Regions from separate parts of the Homo sapiens genome. Here region 2 is linked to region 1. A link is a loop called in an ENCODE intact Hi-C map of the cell type or tissue named here. Cell type or tissue: gastrocnemius medialis. All regions are shown on one strand. Links, peaks and the distances in the headings refer to the core of each region. The heading gives the core; the rest is flanking DNA.

The links. Hi-C counts contacts between places; a loop is a spot of excess contacts. Peaks named below come from ENCODE experiments on the same cell type or tissue, not always from the same donor. Only the 100,000 strongest peaks of a DNase experiment are listed, where the experiment ranks them.
Region 2: a loop joins it to region 1, with 6 times the contacts of the local background. A loop is called at or near these places in 4 of 110 quality-filtered maps.

What each region holds. Positions count from the first base shown.
Region 1 is chr17:80,850,577-80,863,207 of GRCh38, reverse strand. It overlaps RPTOR (regulatory associated protein of MTOR complex 1), which reads right to left. Exons shown (of 34, transcript NM_020761.3): 12 at 7,661-7,744; 13 at 5,308-5,418. Among named protein-coding and RNA genes, the nearest start is that of CHMP6, 130 kb to the left of the region's middle. RefSeq lists enhancers at 4,742-5,671, 6,379-6,528, 5,672-6,602, 6,539-6,688, 6,425-6,719 and 3 more. In gastrocnemius medialis, for the core only: no CTCF peak of the experiment used is centred there; a DNase peak (open chromatin) is centred at 6,547; H3K27ac peaks cover 2,500 bases.
Region 2 is chr17:80,748,009-80,753,355 of GRCh38, reverse strand. All of the region lies in intron 5 of RPTOR (regulatory associated protein of MTOR complex 1), which reads right to left. Among named protein-coding and RNA genes, the nearest start is that of RPTOR, 210 kb to the right of the region's middle. RefSeq lists enhancers at 4,064-4,563, 4,564-5,065. In gastrocnemius medialis, for the core only: no CTCF peak of the experiment used is centred there; DNase peaks (open chromatin) are centred at 1,575 and 2,105; H3K4me3 peaks cover 1,435 bases; H3K27ac peaks cover 2,500 bases.

The sequences.
Region 1 (12,631 bases), core at 5,542-8,041:
ACCATCTGTGTCAGATCAGTGTCACCACTGTGCCCTGCTCTGTCTCATGTAAACGGCACACACTTCTCCCCGGTGGCACATGGTGTTCTTCCGTCTTTTCTTCCGCCCGAGCCCACCTTCTTTAAGGCCTCCCCATGAATCCCTCAGAGCTTCTGGCACAATGGGACACACGGTGTGCCCCAAAGGTGCTTGGGAAATGAGGGGAGGTCCCAGGCTCGCCCTTCCGCTGGGCCCAGCCTGAGTGGGCTCCGATCCTTCTCAAACTCTTAAGTGTGTCCTGAGGGCCGGCTGGCGGCAGCAGGGGGATGCTGAGAACACTGGGGGAGTGGCTGGCTTCTGTCTGCACCTCTGAACCTCTGAGCAGGCTCTGCGATCTTCACAGGTGGACCCGTCTGTACACCATGTGCACCCCGATCTGCACAATGGCAAGCCCCAGGAGTCACAGGGACGGCTGAGGGCTGCAGGAGGCACTCATCATGTGGGGGCGGAGCCCCGGAGGACCACCAGCAACACGAGGAGGGGGCGGAGCAGACATCATGGTGGGCGGAGCCCCGGAGGACCACCAGCAACACGAGGAGGGGGCGGAGCAGACATCATGGTGGGCGGAGCTCCAGAGGACCACCAGCAACACGAGGGGGCGGAGCAGACATCATGGTGGGCGGAGCTTCGGAGGACCATCACCAACACAGAGGGGCATGCACACATTGTAGGGGGTGCACACATCATGGGGGGGTAGGGGTGGAGATCCGGAGGACCGCCAGCAACATCCATGGCCAGACGTGGGGAGGGGAAGGGAGTAGAGGAATGACCCCTCAAAAACACAGGGAACTTTCATCTCTGGGAAGTTATCGCCAGGGTAACGATGGAAGGAAGGGCGAGGCAGGTGAGGTAGACGAGGCTCAGTTTCTACCGGAAACACTTCAAAATGCCCCTCAGTGGAATGATTGCTTTTAAACATGCAGGTGCAACAAGCTGGTTAAGAAATTAATTCACAGGAAGGCCTGTGATGCCTGCAGGCAGTTACAAGAACACTGCAGGCAAGGGCATGCCCAGCTGGCTGTGGGAACAGCTCCCCAAGCAGTACTGAGCAGATGACCCCTTCAGCAGCATGAATAATAAACCCGAGGCCCTGGTATCTGCCTGGAGCAGGGTGTAAAACGAAGGCACGCTGCAGCCTCCGTGCTCATGGCCACGTTCTGCCATTTGGGGCACTCGAGAGCAACAGGCCCTGGGAGATCCACGGGACCAAGAGCCAGTTTTAAACAAGACGCCCTGCACTGCAATACCATGATGGGCTGTGGATGCAGTGAGAATGTCACGAGGAAGGTACGAGGAAGGCTGTCCCCTTTCACCAAGAGCCACCCCTGAGACTAAAAATAAAGACATCATCAATTTCCAGGTCCTAAAAGGTACTAAAAACACGAAGTCTGAGAATCAAAGTTGGCTTAGACACGTTCCTGCAGCACTGGCGGTGCTGGGGAGCAGGCTCAGGCGGCCGTAATCCCAGACCTCTGCATGCAGATGGCATCTCTTCCTCCCTTCACCCTGGGCTTTGTGTCATGTGAGGGTCACCGTTTTGTGCATCCCAGAGCCCCTACACATGGTCCTTCATCCGTGGCCAGGTGCCAAGATATTTCTAAGTGTGTCCATGTAGATGACGAAGATATGGGTGTAGGACAGAAACCACGTTTCAAAATGACTTCCTGCCAAACACCCTTTGTTTACATAATGTGGCTCTTCAGTGAATTTGAAGAAGAGTAAAATAGAAATGACCCACACCTCTCGCGTCCTGATCCACAAAGCCAAGCTTTCTGTTTAGCAAGAAAAGGTTTTAGTGTAACAGGGACAGGCAGGAGAGATGTGAGATTTACGTGGTGCCCCTTCCTGGTCCTGTTCCTGTTCCTCTATAATTTACACAGCAGTTTTCCACGTCCTGGTTCTGAGCTCTGGAACTGTGGCTGAAGGCAGACGGCCGAAGGCTCATGATTTTACAGAGGCAAATCATGGCCAAGGGAAGTGAAAATGACTTGTAAGAGCAAATGCGGTGATGGGATCAAACTCAGGGTTTTAACCTTAAATCCAGTGCTTTAGCCAATCTTTCAAAGCAGTCATTCTTTATCTGTAGTTTAATGGGTAGCAGGGAAAATATTTTGCTGAAATATATGGTATTCAGGTCACCATTATGGAGCGTTCTCTGGTCACAGCCAGGTGCAGAGCACTGGGCCCAGGAGGGTTCAAGGTTGAACTGAGGTCAAGGTCAACCTCAGCTGTGCTGAGAGGAAGAGCAGCAGCTCCCCGCATCCAGCTCAGGAAATCAGGAGCAGCTGGGAGAGATGGCAAGCACGGTAGCCGACCCGTGCCAGCAGAGCCATGGTCAGTGCCCCAGGCCCAGAAAAAGAGTGAGAGATCCCAGAACCGGAAGAGGGGCTGGAAGCTGCTTCTGCTTGGAGAGAGCATATACATAAAATCCTAGGGAATCTACAAGAACCAGTGAACTAGCAGAAAATCCCAGGGAATCTACAAGAATCAGCGGAACCAGCGAGAGGTCAACTGGTGCTGGGTACGACTGACGCCTGCCTCCAAGGTGGAAGCCCTCACCGTCCGCTTCGGCAGCAGCCTCCCCACTGCCCCCTGACTTCAGCTGTGACACCAAAGTAGTACGTGAGGACTTGGGGTGTGGGGAGGCTATGGTCAGGGCTGGGTGCAGGGAGCAGAAGGGCTGAGCAGGGGCCCAGGGGTCCGTGGGCAGCACAGTTGGGGACCTGATGGCCTGGGCTGGACTTGAATCAGCAGCGGCTGTGGGTGGGAGACACAGCAGTGGCTTTGTGTGGGGTGTGCAGGGCTGACGGGTGAGAGCGCACAGTGCGGGGTACGAGCCTGTGGCTCGGGGTGCCTGCCAGTGCCTGGACAACAGGGTCAGTGAATTTGGCTGAACAAAGCCCAACAGGGCAGCTTCAGCGAGCACAGCAGGTCCTGGTGGCCAGTGCGACATGGCTGACAGGGCTAAGGATGAGGCTGGGTCTCAGTGCCAGTGACTGGACGGAGGAGCTGACAGAATGTGGCCTGGGGAGCGCCGGGCAGCAGGCAGGAGCCCCGGGGGCTTAAGCTCCGTCCACTCTCCCCTCACCTGCCACACAGAAAAGGAAAGGGTGGTCTTCCCCGGCTCCAAGCCATGGCCTCTCCAAGGTGTTCTTGGCACTCTCCTGTACTTGCTCTGTGACTTTGCTAGACCTTCCATTTCCCTGTGTGGGCAAGGAGCTCCAGACCCGGCGCAGGGGCCCAGTGGGGTGCCGGCCCCTCGCATGGCAGCTATGTGGCCCCTGCTCCCTCCTGTGGGCGGCGCCTCACCAGTAAATAGGCTGCAAATTCAAGCTAACTTCACAGGGGACTTAGGAATTAAGAGACTTTGCATATGAAAGCCGCCTGACAGGGCGCCACACACACATGCACGCACAAGCGCCCACATACATGACCACCCCCGCACACACGTGCACACAGCAGCTGGCCGAAGTCCGGGGGGAACGTGGACCTGCTCCTACAGGCCTTCTAATGAGTTGCTGGGGCTGGTTTGCTTCAAAACCAAGCAGGGAGCAAAGCCAGCCTTGCCCTGATGCCGGCTCCTCCGTCCCGCTCTCCTCACCCGTGGCGGCACCCCCAGAGCAAGACTGACTTGGCTTCTTCCCGGGGCTCCCTGCCAACCTGGCTCCGAGCCCAGCTCTGTATCACACACGTGTGCCCCTCCGCACACGGACAGCTAAAGGCAAAGGCATCTCTGGGAAATCTTTGTCCCCAACAACCCTGCAGAGGGCAACATATCCCCCAACTCCATTCTCAGCACACACCCTTTGTTCTAGAATCTTCACGTTCTATAAATGAGCCCTTCCCAGACCCTTTGCACCACTCTGTACAGCTCTCCTCTCCACTGTGTCACACGAGGAGCTTTCGAGAGTTCTCCCGCAGCTGAGCCTTCCACATTTTCCTTCGAGGGTCTCGCCTGCCATCACCACTGGGTAGACGAGGTCCCCAGTCTTGGCATCGGGCCAGCCCTGCTCCTAGGCCGCACAGGGCTCCTGACCAGTTGTCTCTGGAAGGCTCCCCGAGCCCCAGCCGGCCACACAGGCTTCAGCCCGAGTCGCCTCTCCCAACCCAGGCTTGGTGCCGCCCTCCCAGCCCTGCAGCCCGACCTCCTCTGCCCACCCTCCTGGAGGAAAATGCTCTCCACCCCGTGTTTCCCTACAATCCACTTGACACCGAGGCCAGGCAATGTTTATAAACCACAGCTTCATTCTTTGATGTCTTTGTTCCAAAATCTGTAATAATCCCCATGCCTGCTAAATGAAGTTCAACTGTGTCTACCGGGAACCGTGCACCGTCTGCGTGGATGGGGCCTCCCTGCGTGTCCCCGCACACAGCCACAGGGAGTGGCCTGCCCTCCTCTAAATGTCTTCCCAGCCCTCCCTGCCACCTCCATGTTTGGACCCCCGCCCGACATCCACCCCCTCAAGGCCCTTCCTGGCGTTTCCAGTTCAGCATAGGCCGGGTCTCGCCCACACGACTTCTCAGCCCCACTCCTCTGACCCATCTCGCTGGTAGCTCCTGCAGGAGGTGACCCTGCCTCACAACAGGGCTGGTGTCACCTGCAACCCCTGCCAGCACCCAAGCATAAGCCGCTGGGGACAGGGACAGCTGACCTTGTGTCTCTCTTAACATAGCTAAATATGGGTCCCTGGCCTAGATGATTGAGGGGCGAACACATGGCTGCAGGGCCAGGGCTGATGCCCGTCAGAGAGGACAGAGCTGGACAGCCCCGTGTAAGGGGGTGGCCCCTAACACCTCGGGGCCTGGCCCAGACCACCTGTGCAGGGTTGAGGAGGGGGAGAAATGCAATGGTGGGCACAGGAGAGCCAATGCGGGGTCTGGGCGAGGCAGAGGCCAAGTTTATGCCATGGCGGGGTTGCTTCCAGTCAGGGTCAGGAGCACGGGGACAGCCTTACGGGGGTCAGACACAGGCAGGGGGACTGAGTGCAGGGCACCAGGGGAAGGCCAGGGACAGGACGGTGTGGGGGGACTGAGCGCAGGGTACCAGGGGAAGGCCAGGGACAGGACAGGTAGGTGACAGCCCCCACGACCCAGAGGTGGCTGCCGAGGCGGGCGCGTCCCACTTTACCCCAGAAGAGAGGAAGGGAACGGCGGTGCCTGGAGAGGGAGCGAGGCTGGAGAAAGGGCAGGCTGGAAACGCAGGGCTCGGCATCCCCAGAAGGGCCGGCAGGTTCACATCACTCTGGGGAGGAGGGCGGGGATACTCACGCTGTCCACTGCGAGGATCTTGGCCCAGATGAAAACGAGAAGTGGCCGCAGCTCTCGGGCCGAGCTCTGGAGCAGCTTCAGCACGTAGGGGAAGATGCCGACAGACAAGGCCTGGGGGCGAGGGAGGGCGTCAGCGCACCTGTGCCGCAGCAAGGGAACGGGCAGCAGCAGGGGTGCCACGCGGGACCAGCTGCGGTGCTATCTTCAGCACATATGGGAAACGCAACAGGAATGAATGGGCCTCACTTAAAGTAAAGAGGGGCTTCCTCCAGATTTATTCATCTCTGATTTATTCCTAGAAGCTGCCACATACTGCCAGCCTTGACTGGTGTCAAGAGACTGGAATGAATCGGGTGGCAGCTTTTCCTTGTGGAGGCGCAGGCTGCTTGCGCCTGGGGCCCTTGCCTGCCCTCAGTGGCCTCGTCTGCTCTTGGCAGCAGAGCATCAGGCACCTTCACTGTGTTGCTCACGTACGAGCCACGGCCACCTGTGACGGCACGGCCACCTCTCCGTGACGGCATGGCCACCTCTCCGTGACACCACGGCCACCTCTCCGTGACGGCACGGCCAGCTTGCTCAACACTCATGTTTGCACTTCAGATACACCTTGGGAGAAAGATGCCTGCCCTGGGAAAGGCAGGGAGGAGCGGGGGTTGCCCAGGGGCTCACTGGCGCCCAGTTCTGGCCATGTCATTCTCAGGGGACTCTCTGCCCTCAGAGGCAGGGGAGGGAGGGCGTGGAGGGCACTGCAGTGTGGAGGATGCCTGGCAAAGTACTGCTGCACTCCACAGCCAGGGGTTTCTGCTGTGTCCTTATCTCAAAGCTGCTGGAATTTCAAAGATATCCTAAAGGTATCACCTTCCAATAAGTGAGGTCCCCTGTAACCAAGACAGGAGGTGGTGGTGGGACCTAGGCCTGGGTCCCTTCCCTGTGAAAGGCCACATTTAACAAGGTATGAGCAGTTTCTCTGGTTCGGGTGGCTGGGCCCTCACCTGAGAGGCAAAATCTGTACCTGTAAAAATACCTCGTTTATCCAGCCTCGATTCATGTATTAGGCAAATTTCCAATGAGCAGAAGCTTAATTCTTTAAAGGGAAGAAACTGGTTTTAAAAAATTAACCTTAAAAATGAAACTCTTTCTAAACTGTTATGAATACATGCTTCCTGTCTTCTTAGAGTGCACGCAATACCACGCAGGCCTTTCCAGGATGACTAAGCGACACCACCACGCACACACCAAGTGACCGAGTCACGCCAGCCTTCCTCCGATGACTCAGGCCCTGACTCTGTTACAAGCTATTTGTGGCCTCAGGCACCTGGAGTGAAAATGGCCCAGTGGTGAGTGCTGAATGATTCTTCCAAGTTTTGGATGTTTTCTCTCGTCCTTCAGTGCTGGACTATCAATTACCACTCTTTGTCAACATTATCTGATGAAAATACTTAAATACACCAAACCCAGGTACTCACCACCCAGCTAGTGACAGCGGTTCCGCACCCACCGCCCCACCGCACCGCTCCCAAGCACAGTAAATTAAGGCTCATATGTCATGTGATTTCATTGGTGAATATTCAGTGTCTATCTCTAAAAAATTAGGTCTCTTTTATAAAAACATGATCCAGTTACCACACCCAAGAAAAACGAACAATGATTCTTGAATAACATAAATCCAGCACCTGTAAAATTTCTAATTGTTTTATGAGTATTCATTTTTGGAACTTCAACAGAACCAAGTAAGGTTTACTGTACATGGCAGCTGGCCATAGGTCTCTCGAGTTTCCTTGACTCTGTGGTTCCCTCTCAGCCTCCTTTTACTTTCCCTGTGAGTTATTTGTTAAACGCACGTCGCTTCTTGATCCTGCCTCTGCCAGGGTGTTTTTAGTGGCCATTACTACTCTGCTATAGAATGAGGAACCAGAAGAGCGTTTCCGAATTGTGCCTGCCATGATGGTGAGCAGACAGTGCTGAGGATCCAGACTCCTCCTGGGGGAAGCAGCACCACGAGGTGGGTGCTGCGTCAGGCTCAGGGGCGCCCTGCTCCTCCGCAGCGCTGGGGGCGGCTCAGGAAAAGGTGACCGGCCGACAACACACTCACTCCTATGTCTAACATCAGACATAAAGAGGGGCGACAACCCCAGACCCCCAAACGCCAGGCAGCACTGCAGGCTGCACGGGTACAGAGTGGGCTCCTTGAGGGCCTCAGGAGTGACAGGACACCAACACGGTGGACACACTCGCCCTGGGTCTCACGGCTGGGGGTGGCTCTGGATCATGAAATACGTGCACAGACTGAAACACGGAGCCTAATCTCTGTCCCACCTCCCTCAGCCCCCAGGTTAATGCGGAAGGCACGCACCAGGCTCACTGCCCAGGGACCCAGGTCCAAAAATCTTCCAAGCAAGTCCAATGCTCTCAGCCGGTGCACTTGGCTTAACAGCACCTGGAAGAACAAGAAGAAAATGGTATCACTGCAAACCATACTGGTGTGCAACCCCGAAACGCTGCTGCATGAGCTGCCAGCTTTGGAGCGGTCTGACCACAGTTCAGATCTGTCTGCTGCTTCAGTTACCTAGAGCTGGTGCTCCTTTCCTTACAAGTTCATGCTTTTAGACAGGTGAAGAAAACACGCTTTATGCCTTTATTACACAGATAAAAGATGCTCAATGTAGAAAATACTAGAACAAACATGCTTTAATTGCATTTAAAAAGCTAACCCACTGGTGACATTTAGGTATATGAACTCAGACATTGTTCTTTATGTCCACACTTCTCTTACTGATCTTGAACTAGATAATATGTGATTCTATTTCTCAGCTCCTTTTTAAACTAAACAATGCACTGTGAACATTGTTCATATCAGTAGGTATGTACTGACCATATTATTCCCAAAGGCGGCACAGTACTTCCGTTATGCAAATGTACACAATTCTTTTAAACAACTTCCCCAGTGATAGATATTTAAATTATCATCAAAATGTTCCTACTTTTACCATTTTTATTTATTTATTTTTGAGATAGGGTCTTGCTCTGTTGCCCAAGCTAGAGTATAGATGCCAGATCATGGCTCACTGCAGCCTCAACCTCCTGGACTCAAGTGATCCTCCCACCTCAAACCCTGAGTAGCTAGGACCGCAGGTATGTACCACCATGCCTGGTTAATTTTTGTATTTTTTATAGAGATGGGGGTCTCACTACATTGCCCATGCAGGTCTTGAACTTCTGGCTCAAGCAACCCTCCCGCTTCAGCCTCCCGAAGTGTAGGGATTACAGGCGTGGGCCATCATGCCTGGCCAAAATGCTGCTCTGATAAAGAAGATTGTGATCAATATCCTAATGGGTACATCGGCACATGTACATGATTCTTTTCCACTAAGATAAATGTGAGTATTAAAAAGGTAAGGTCGGAGCATATATACTTAAGTTACCAAATGACCCTGAGGCTGAACCCACTCACACTCTCGACGGCACGCACGTGGGCACCAGCTTCCTGCTGCCTGAGCTGGTCACCCAGCAGCGCTCACTGCGGTGTGACTCTGGGCAAGTTAACGTCGCTGAGCCTTGATTTATTAATTCATAAAACACATATAACACAACACCTGCCCACAAGGGTTTCATTAAATTAAATAATAAATTTAAAGCTTGTGGGACAATACTAGCCCATATTACACTATTATTAGCCAAAAGGACAGGTGAAAATACATCCTTTTCATCTGGATTTCTTGGATTTCAAGGGGAGTACATTTTGCAGGTTGATGGGCCATTTCCCCAGTAAACTTGCCCTGCATGCGTTTAGTTTTCTACTTCAAAATGTGGCTTTTTCTTATTGACATGTCAGAGTTCTTTATAAGTTAGAGTGGGCTCTGCCAGAGGTTTTGCACATACTTTTTCTGTTATATTAAAGTTCTACACTTTTTTTTTTTTTTGAGACAGAGTCTCACTCGGTCGCCCAGGCTGGAGTGCAGTGGCGCAATCTCGGCTCACTGCAAGCTCCACCTCCCGGGTTCATGCCATTCTCCTGCCTCAGCCTCCTGAGTAGTTAAGACTACAAGCGCCTGCCACCATGACCGGCTAATTTATTTTTGTATTTTTAGTAGAGACGGGGTTTCACTGCATTAGGCAGGATGGTCTTGATCTCCTGACCTTGTGATCCACCCGCCTTGGCCTCCCAAAGTGCTGGGATTACAGGCGTGAGCCACCGTGCCCGGCCAAGCTTTACACTTTTAATGGCATTACTTCTTTTGATTTTTTCCTTAATGGTGGCTATGCTGGAAGGCATGTGCATCGACTCCCTCCAACCTACAGCATTTCTATCCACGATGCCCCAGTCATCCAAGGGGTGTTTATGGGGCAGGTGCTGCGCTGGGTGCTAGGAGAGTGACCACAGACAGTAGGGACCACCTCACCCATCCTTCATGTGGCCTGGGAGACAGACATTAAACAAATGACCGCCCCATCACCATGCCTAAACACACAGACCCTGGGAGCCCCTGACCTGGCCTCGCTGCAGGCCTCGGAGGTTTTCCCTCCCCCCAGGAGAAGATGCACAGGACACAGCTGGGCAGCGGGTCCTGGAGGTGACATGAGGGGGTTACCGCGTTGCAGGTGGAGAGGCTGGAAAAGCCCGGGTGTCTGAGGATGCACGGGCTACCAGTATGACTGAGGTCAGTGATGGGGGAGGGGCCGGATAGGGAAAGGCCCCGCCGACGGCATGCAGAGAGGTCAGTTTGTTTTGAGATCCAGAAGCCACCAGCCGACGTTAAGCAGCAGTGACTGGTCCAGTGTGCTCGCTTTGGGGACAGGCCTGGCAAGAGGCTGGAAGTCGGGGAGGCGAGTGGAAGGGGGTGGGTTTGACCAGGGTGCCAATACGGAGATGGGGAGGAGGAGACTGCAGCACTGGCCAGAGGCTGAGAGAAGAAGGGGTGAAGGAAAGCAAACTCTAGAAAAGAAGGTTTGGGATGAGTTTGAAAACCCTCAAGAGAGGCAGGGGAAAGGGACGAGGAGGCCAGTGAGGGTGGAGGATCGGGGGAGGGGAGAGGAGATGGCGGCCACCTGGGTCAAGCTCCTGGGGGTCGGCCAGCACGACTTCCACGGAGGAGCCACCGAGTCAGGAGCATGGGCCCTGGGGAGCCGTGGAGAGGGAGGAGCTTCCCTGTGGTGGGAGAAGAGCACTGGCAGGAGGATGAGGGGGACAGGGAAGGTCACAGGTGGCAGCAAGAGGAGGTGGCTAGCCAGGCTGGAGGGGCAGATGGGGTATGGAGGGGATCCCAGCATGTCCAGCCTTGGGGGCAGAGAAAGAGCAGTGGGAATGTGGCCTCACTTCCCTTCTATGTGCCCGGAGCCAGCTCCCACGCTGGGTTCACCATGGACCCAGGAGTGGCAGGTTCCCCGTGCTGGTGATGCTGAGAGTCTCTGATTAAGAGGCTGGGAAAGGAACGTGGGACTGCTCGCAGGATATGTGAACTGGAACCGGATCCCTCTCCTATGCTTAACTCGGGGGCTGTCGCATGCCACTGCTGCCTGGAACTCAGGTTTGAGGGGCCAGTCGGAGGAAAAGCACTGGCTCTGGGGCCGGCTAACCTGATGTTAACCCTGCCTCCATCTCTGCCCAATAATTGGCTTAGATTCCTAACTTCTGGAAACTTCAATATCATTATCAAGAAAAACGGAGACAACAGTACTTGACTTGGGCTTATTCTCAAAGTTCAATGAGGCAGAGTCCGTAAAGCGTCTAGCACAAAGCTGTGTGCACCAAGGTGTCCAGCGGATGTAAAGTCAGCATCATAGTGTTCGGCTACCAGATGTCTCCACCACCCAAGGTTTTAAGGACTGACTCTCTGTGTGTAGGGAACACTAGGCTGCCTGAGGCTCAAGTTTCTAGATGACCCAGGGAGAGGAGAGGAGGCAGGTCTCGCCATGGCTGCAATCGTCAGAAATCAAAGACATCATCAGATCTAAAGCTTACAAAGATTGTTTTCTGATTCTTTTTGTTTTTTTCCAACACTGTAAATAAGGACAAGGCTGTTTCTAAGGTAAATAGTTGCAGAACAAATGGAAAAAGTGGCAGGACGGGGCGAAGAGGTCTAATCAAGGCCAGTTCCTGTTACTGTTTTACCAGGACACTAGCCCAGCAATAAAGGTCTCCTTAGAATGTGCTCCTTACAAACAACAAAAGCAAGCGGGACGCTGGTTCACAATCACCACCGTGATGTGGTCCCGAGTGTCCCACTGTAGGAGCTGCAGGTGCTGATGAAACACACGCGGGGGCCTCGGGGGCCCACCTGCCTGGGAGTCGGCGTCGGAGGTCCTTGGGCAGCATGGGATTTGGTGCTACAATTATTTCATTTGCAAAGAAACATCGTCAATAAAGAGTATTGGCGGAAAGGTTAAGTACTGTTTTTTTTTTCTCAAACATTACATCATCTTCCTGCCACCTTTTGTTGATTTACGATTTTTAAAAACTGAAGCCAACATAAAGCAAAGTTATTTTTAAAATGGGATTGGCTTTTAGAAAAAAAGCCAATGTTGTTTCTGTACTTAAAAACAACAAAACAAAAACCTCCTGTTCCGGACCATCCCACGATCTATGGAAATTATAGAAGTAAATGATGGTGAGCTGAATGAGTTACTGAGATTTATTTTCCACCTGTGGTAGCCCAAACTAAAGATTAATCATGGTGGCCGGCATAGAGGCTCAATACTGTAATGCAAACACTTTGGAAGGCTGAAGCTGGAGGATCGCTTGAGGCCAGGAGGTCGAGACCAGCCTGCCCAACATGGTGAAACCCCGTCTCTACAAAAAATACAAAAATGAGCCGGGCATGATGGCACATGCATGCAGTTCCAGCTACTCAGGAGGCTGAGTCAGGAGGGTGGCCTGACCCCAGGAGTTGGAAGTTGCAGCGAGCTATGATCATACTACTGCACTCCAGCTGAGGCGACCAAATTAAAACAGAATTGCTAAGGTTATCAAATTTCATTTGCCTTGTATATGAAGAGAGTGCTCAGACAGGCATACTGGAAGAGCTGCTTCATAAGAAAAGATTCTCCAGTTCCAGCCCTGGAGTGCCAGGTGCTGCAGGCCAGGGTGCCTCGGGCACCTGATGAGCAGGGCGGTTTTGGAGTCCCCGATGTACATGGTATGTATAACATCACTCTAGTTTGTCATTCTGCTGTCACCTGATAACAATCCTGTACTTTCAGACCCCACATTCTATTTGTAAAAAAAATGATGCACGGAGAGAGAGCAAATAGACCTCCTAATGAAATGCTCACACTGATCTGTGACATCTAGGAAAAGGGACTAAAACTTCATCCTATAAAATCACTC
Region 2 (5,347 bases), core at 88-2,587, 100 kb after region 1:
GCCTAAACGTTCAATCTTAATCTATCCTAACCTTATTTTGTTGTGTTTAATGACATGGGAAGACGTTCAGGTTATATGATGTGAACTCCATCACCAACACAAAGGCAAACCACAAAATGTGAGTTTGAGTGGGCTGACTAAAGCGACCCATCAAAAGAGACTGAAAAACAGACAGAGCGAGCACTCATCCCCGAGTGGGGGATTAGGGGGATTTTATCTCCTCCCATCTTCATCGGATTTCTCTAAATGTTCTACAAACAAATGTGCATTAATTTTGTAATCAGGGAGAAAGGTGAGGTGTTTTTGAATTCAAAATTTAATCTCTCTTTAAAGTAGGGATAGTAATGCCGGTTGGTATTTATTTCAATGAGACTTGTCACGTAAAAGTATCATATGTGAAGCTGATATCACAGTGCCATTTTAGGAAGAAAGGCACTAAGTGAATTGTTGTTTACTACTAAAATGCACAGAAAATTTCACTTTTTACCAAATGAAATCTAACTGAAAGTGTAACTCTTCCTTCTTTTTAAATAATGCATTACATTCAAAGGTTTAAAAAATGACAGGACTGTCTGATACACGAGTTTGCTATACCCTGCCATGGATACCAGGTGGGTTCCTGTTTTACCAAAAAACCACAGCATTCAACAAAACAGGATCCTTATACCACCAAGGACTAATTATACTAGCACTGAGATTGTGATTCCTTTCCCTGGCTACCTACGTTGCCTGCATGTGGCCATTTCGGTAATCCACAAGAGGTTTTGCTGTCGTTTTCAGAAATAATGAAGTTCACAAGAATTCCTGGCATTTTGGCCAGTAAAATTTAATAAGTATAACACATGAGGGATTATGTACACACACTGCTCTGCCTGCTCCTGGAAATAATTGAGAAGAGCTGGAAAATATCAGAACCAGTTCCACCAAACAGAATGCTTTCAGCTGGGGGAGGCACAGCAGCTGCGCACAAGCAATGCCTCCCTTCCGGGGATGCAGAGTCCTCAGACACTGTGGGCTGCATGCAGGGCCCACCTGCTGGAAGGGAGGCCCCATGGGCCCTGGGAGAGCTTGGCTTGCAAAGTCCCTCCTGCACTATCATCAAGGCTGGTCCTTTGTTGTGGGGAGAGGGGAGAGGGGAAAGGGTAGCAGGAAACAAAGGGACAGAAAGAGACAGGGAACAGACAAAACAAGAAGAACACACCACAGGCTGTGAGATGGAATCTGCATTGCCTTCTCTTCAGTTACCCTGAAATGTGATGCCTGGGCATGTCATGTAGATAGCTAAAGGAATGAAAACAGAAAACCCCAAAAATGCCGATCATACCGGGCCACACAGCTTGCAGAACTCCTTCATTCACGTGTCTACAAATACCTATAATTCGGCTGTAATGGAAAGCATTCTGCTGTAGGGGCCAACCTCATCTGCCCATCTAGGCTGGGGATGTGGAACAACAAGGTACAGAATGAGGCTTCAGACTGAGAGCGCCACCTGCTAATGCGGGGTCGTGGACCAAGCGGTCAGCATGAGGGCTGGAGCATCGCATGACAGAGACTGGTCGTCCCAGATCCAGGGCCTGGACGCTGTTTGTGACTTACACAATTCCTAGGGCTTGTTTTGTGAATACCACAGGGACAAGATCACTTTTGTTTACTCAGACTGTGGCAGGCCTCCATGAAGAGGAGGCGCTATTGTAAATGAATATTGTAAGTGACGATGAATATGGGTGGGGGTGAGATGTGTCCAGAGTGTGTGGCTTTTAATCACCGAGGGCTGCGATGCGCTCCCCGGCTTGACGGGGAGAGAATGTGTCTGTGTCTGCATTTTTGCTCCTTCCTTGCTCCTTACTTTTAGTTGCGTAGTTCTTAGTATTTCTCACGGCTCTTCACATATACTATTTCATCTGCTTTTTACCAACCCCATGAGGTTTCAGCTCCATGTTAAAAGAGCTGTGACGACGAGGACACAGAGTCCCCAAAGATGACACGGACTGCCCTGCAGCTGGGCCAGCACATGCGTCCAGAGTGCCGGGCACTGCCCCTGATTTTAGGGCTGCTTTTGCCCCATTATCCCATCTGGGTCCTTCTGAATCTCCACCAAGCACCTACGACGCCAACACGAAAGCTGCCGAGCCCTCTCCAGACAGCACGCCCAGTGCTTTCGGAATGAAATACACACAGAGCTGTATTCACTCACAGCCACCTCGCACCACGGTGATGGTACAGAACGCACTGTCATCTGACTCTGACAAACTTTGTTTTTAACATCTCAAATTTCTCAGCTGGAAGGTACTAATGACTGCTAGTTTTATTAATAACCCATTCTACCACAGGAACATTAAACCCAGAGTACAAATCAAATTCTCATATACTTAATAATAAATATAATTTAACTTTTTCAATAAAAACTGCAATTTCTAGAGGAATGAGGTTTTTTTTATGATGATAAATTACCTGTAGCATAAAATTTGCCATGTTAACTGTTTCAAATGTACAGTTCGGTGACATTAGGGATATTTACATGCCACGCAACAATCACCAAGAACCACCAAGGAGTGGGTTTTTTTAAACAAGAGGGAAGAGGGAAGGCAAAATCATGTTTAAAACCATTTCCTGGGCTCTGGGCTCCATAAGCTAAAATAGCATCGGCAATGCAACCTGCTGTACACAGAAAATTAGTTTCCAGGTCTGCTGTGACAGGCCCACTAAGCCAGATGATGGGTCCAGGAACGACGTGGACCTGCAGCTACTCAGACCCGCGTCACAACAGGTGGATGGGATAGGTGGGAGCGGCCATGTGTGCCTGGTGCTGGGAGGGCACGGGAAGGCTATGAGGAAGTGCTGACTCCTGCGCTTGGTGGAAACGCACTCTCCCTGGCCTCCGGAAAGGGGCTGGGAGGGAGGCATCTGAGGCAGACCTCCGTGGAGTGAAGCACACAGTCCTGAACTGTGGAAGGCGCCATTTGCGATGTCTGTCTGGGACTGCTGGCAGACTTGTGTTATTTTAATCAGCACCACTACCACTGGCCACGTAAGAATGGCTGGCAGAGGATTAAAAAGGAAACAACTTTAAGTGGGAGGAAATGGCCCTTTACGCAAAAACTAAGTTCAATATTCCTATTTTCCTTTTCAAAAGGACATGTATATAGCAGAAATATAGCAAAAAATATCAGTGTGGTTTACTAGTTTTAGGTTTTCTTTTTATATAACCAGGTGTGGTGGCTCACATCTGTAATACCAGCACTTTGGGAGGCTGAGGTGGGAGGATCACTTGAACCCAGGAGTTCAAGATCAGCCTGGGCAAGATGGAAAGACCCCATCACTCCAAAATTTTTTTTTAATTAGCCAGGTGTGGTGGTGCATGCCTGTAGTCCTGGCTTCTCAAGAGGCTGAGGTGTGAGGATTGCTTGAGCTCTGGAGTTTGAGACCAGCCTGGGCAATATGGCAAGACCCCTGTCTCTACAAAAAGTTGTTTAAAATCAGCCTGGTGTAGTGGTGCATGCCTGCAGTCCCAGCTACTCAGGAGGCCGAGGTGGGAGGATCCCTTGGGCTCAGGAGTTCAAGGTGGCAGTGAGCTGTGGTGGCACCACTGCACTCCAGCCTGGGTGACAGAGCAAAGCCATCTCTAAAGACAAACAAAAAAAGCCCCCAAAATGAAAAGCTTTTCTTTTTGTTAAGTTGCTCCTACGTTAAATTTACTTTCTAACCAGTCCTGAGAACTGAGCAGCAGGCTCTCCCGCCACAGCCTCCAAACACACACCGCAGCCCCTCCATCCACCCAACAGGTCCTCCCGCCACAGCCTCCAAACACACACCGCAGCCCCTCCATCCACCCAACAGGTCCTCCCGCCACGGCCTCCAAACACACACCGCAGCCCCTCCATCCACCCAACAGGTCCTCCCGCCACGGCCTCTAAACACACCCCGCAGCCCCTCCATCCACCCAACAGGTCCTCCCGCCACGGCGTCTAAACACACACCGCAGTCCCTCCATCCAACAGGTCCTCCCGCCACGGCCTCCAAACACACACCGCAGCCCCTCCATCCACCCAACAGGCCCTCCCGCCACAGCCTCCAAACACACACCGCAGCCCCTCCATCCACCCAACAGGTCCTCCTGCCACGGCCTCTAAACTCACACCGCAGTCCCTCCATCCAACAGGTCCTCCCGCCACGGCCTCCAAACACACACCGCAGCCCCTCCATCCACCCAACAGGCCCTCCCGCCACGGCCTCCAAACACACACCGCAGCCCCTCCATCCACCCAACAGGTCCTCTTGCCACGGCCTCTAAACACACACCGCAGTCCCTCCATCCAACAGGTCCTCCCGCCACGGCCTCCAAACACACACCGCAGCCCCTCCATCCACCCAACAGGCCCTCCCGCCACGGCCTCCAAACACACACCGCAGCCCCTCCATCCACCCAACAGGCCCTCCCGCCACGGCCTCCAAACACACACCGCAGCCCCTCCATCCACCCAACAGGTCCTCCCGCCACGGCCTCCAAACACACACCGCAGCCCCTCCATCCACCCAACAGGTCCTCCCGCCACGGCCTCTAAACACACACCGCAGCCCCTCCATCCACCCAACAGGTCCTCCCGCCACGGCCTCCAAACACACACCGCAGCCCCTCCATCCACCCAACAGGTCCTCCCGCCACAGCCTCTAAACACACACCGCAGTCCCTCCATCCACCCAACAGGTCCTCTCGCCACGGCCTCTAAACACACACCACAGTCCCTCCATCCAACAGGTCCTCCCGCCACGGCCTCCAAACACACACCGCAGCCCCTCCATCCACCCAACAGGTCCTCCCGCCATGGCCTCTAAACACACACCGCAGTCCCTCCATCCAACAGGCCCTCCCGCCAAGGCTTCCAAACACACACCGCAGCCCCCCCATCCACCCAACAGGCCCTCCCGCCACGGCCTCCAAACACACACCGCAGCCCCCCCATCCACCCAACAGGCCCTCCCGCCACGGCCTCCAAACACACACCGCAGCCCCCCCATCCACCCAACAGGCCCTCCCGCCACGGCCTCCAAACACACACCGCAGCCCCCCCATCCACCCAACAGGCCCTCCCGCCACGGCCTCCAAACACACACCGCAGCCCCTCCATCCACCCAACAGGCCCTCCCGCCACGGCCTCCAAACACACACCGCAGCCCCTCCATCCACCCAACAGGTCCTCACGCCACGGCCTCTAAACACACACCGCAGTCCCTCCATCCACCCAACAGGTCCTCCCGCCACGGCCTCTAAACACACACCGCAGTCCCTCCATCCACCCAACAGGTCCTCCCGCCACGGCCTCTAAACACACACCGCAGTCCCTCCATC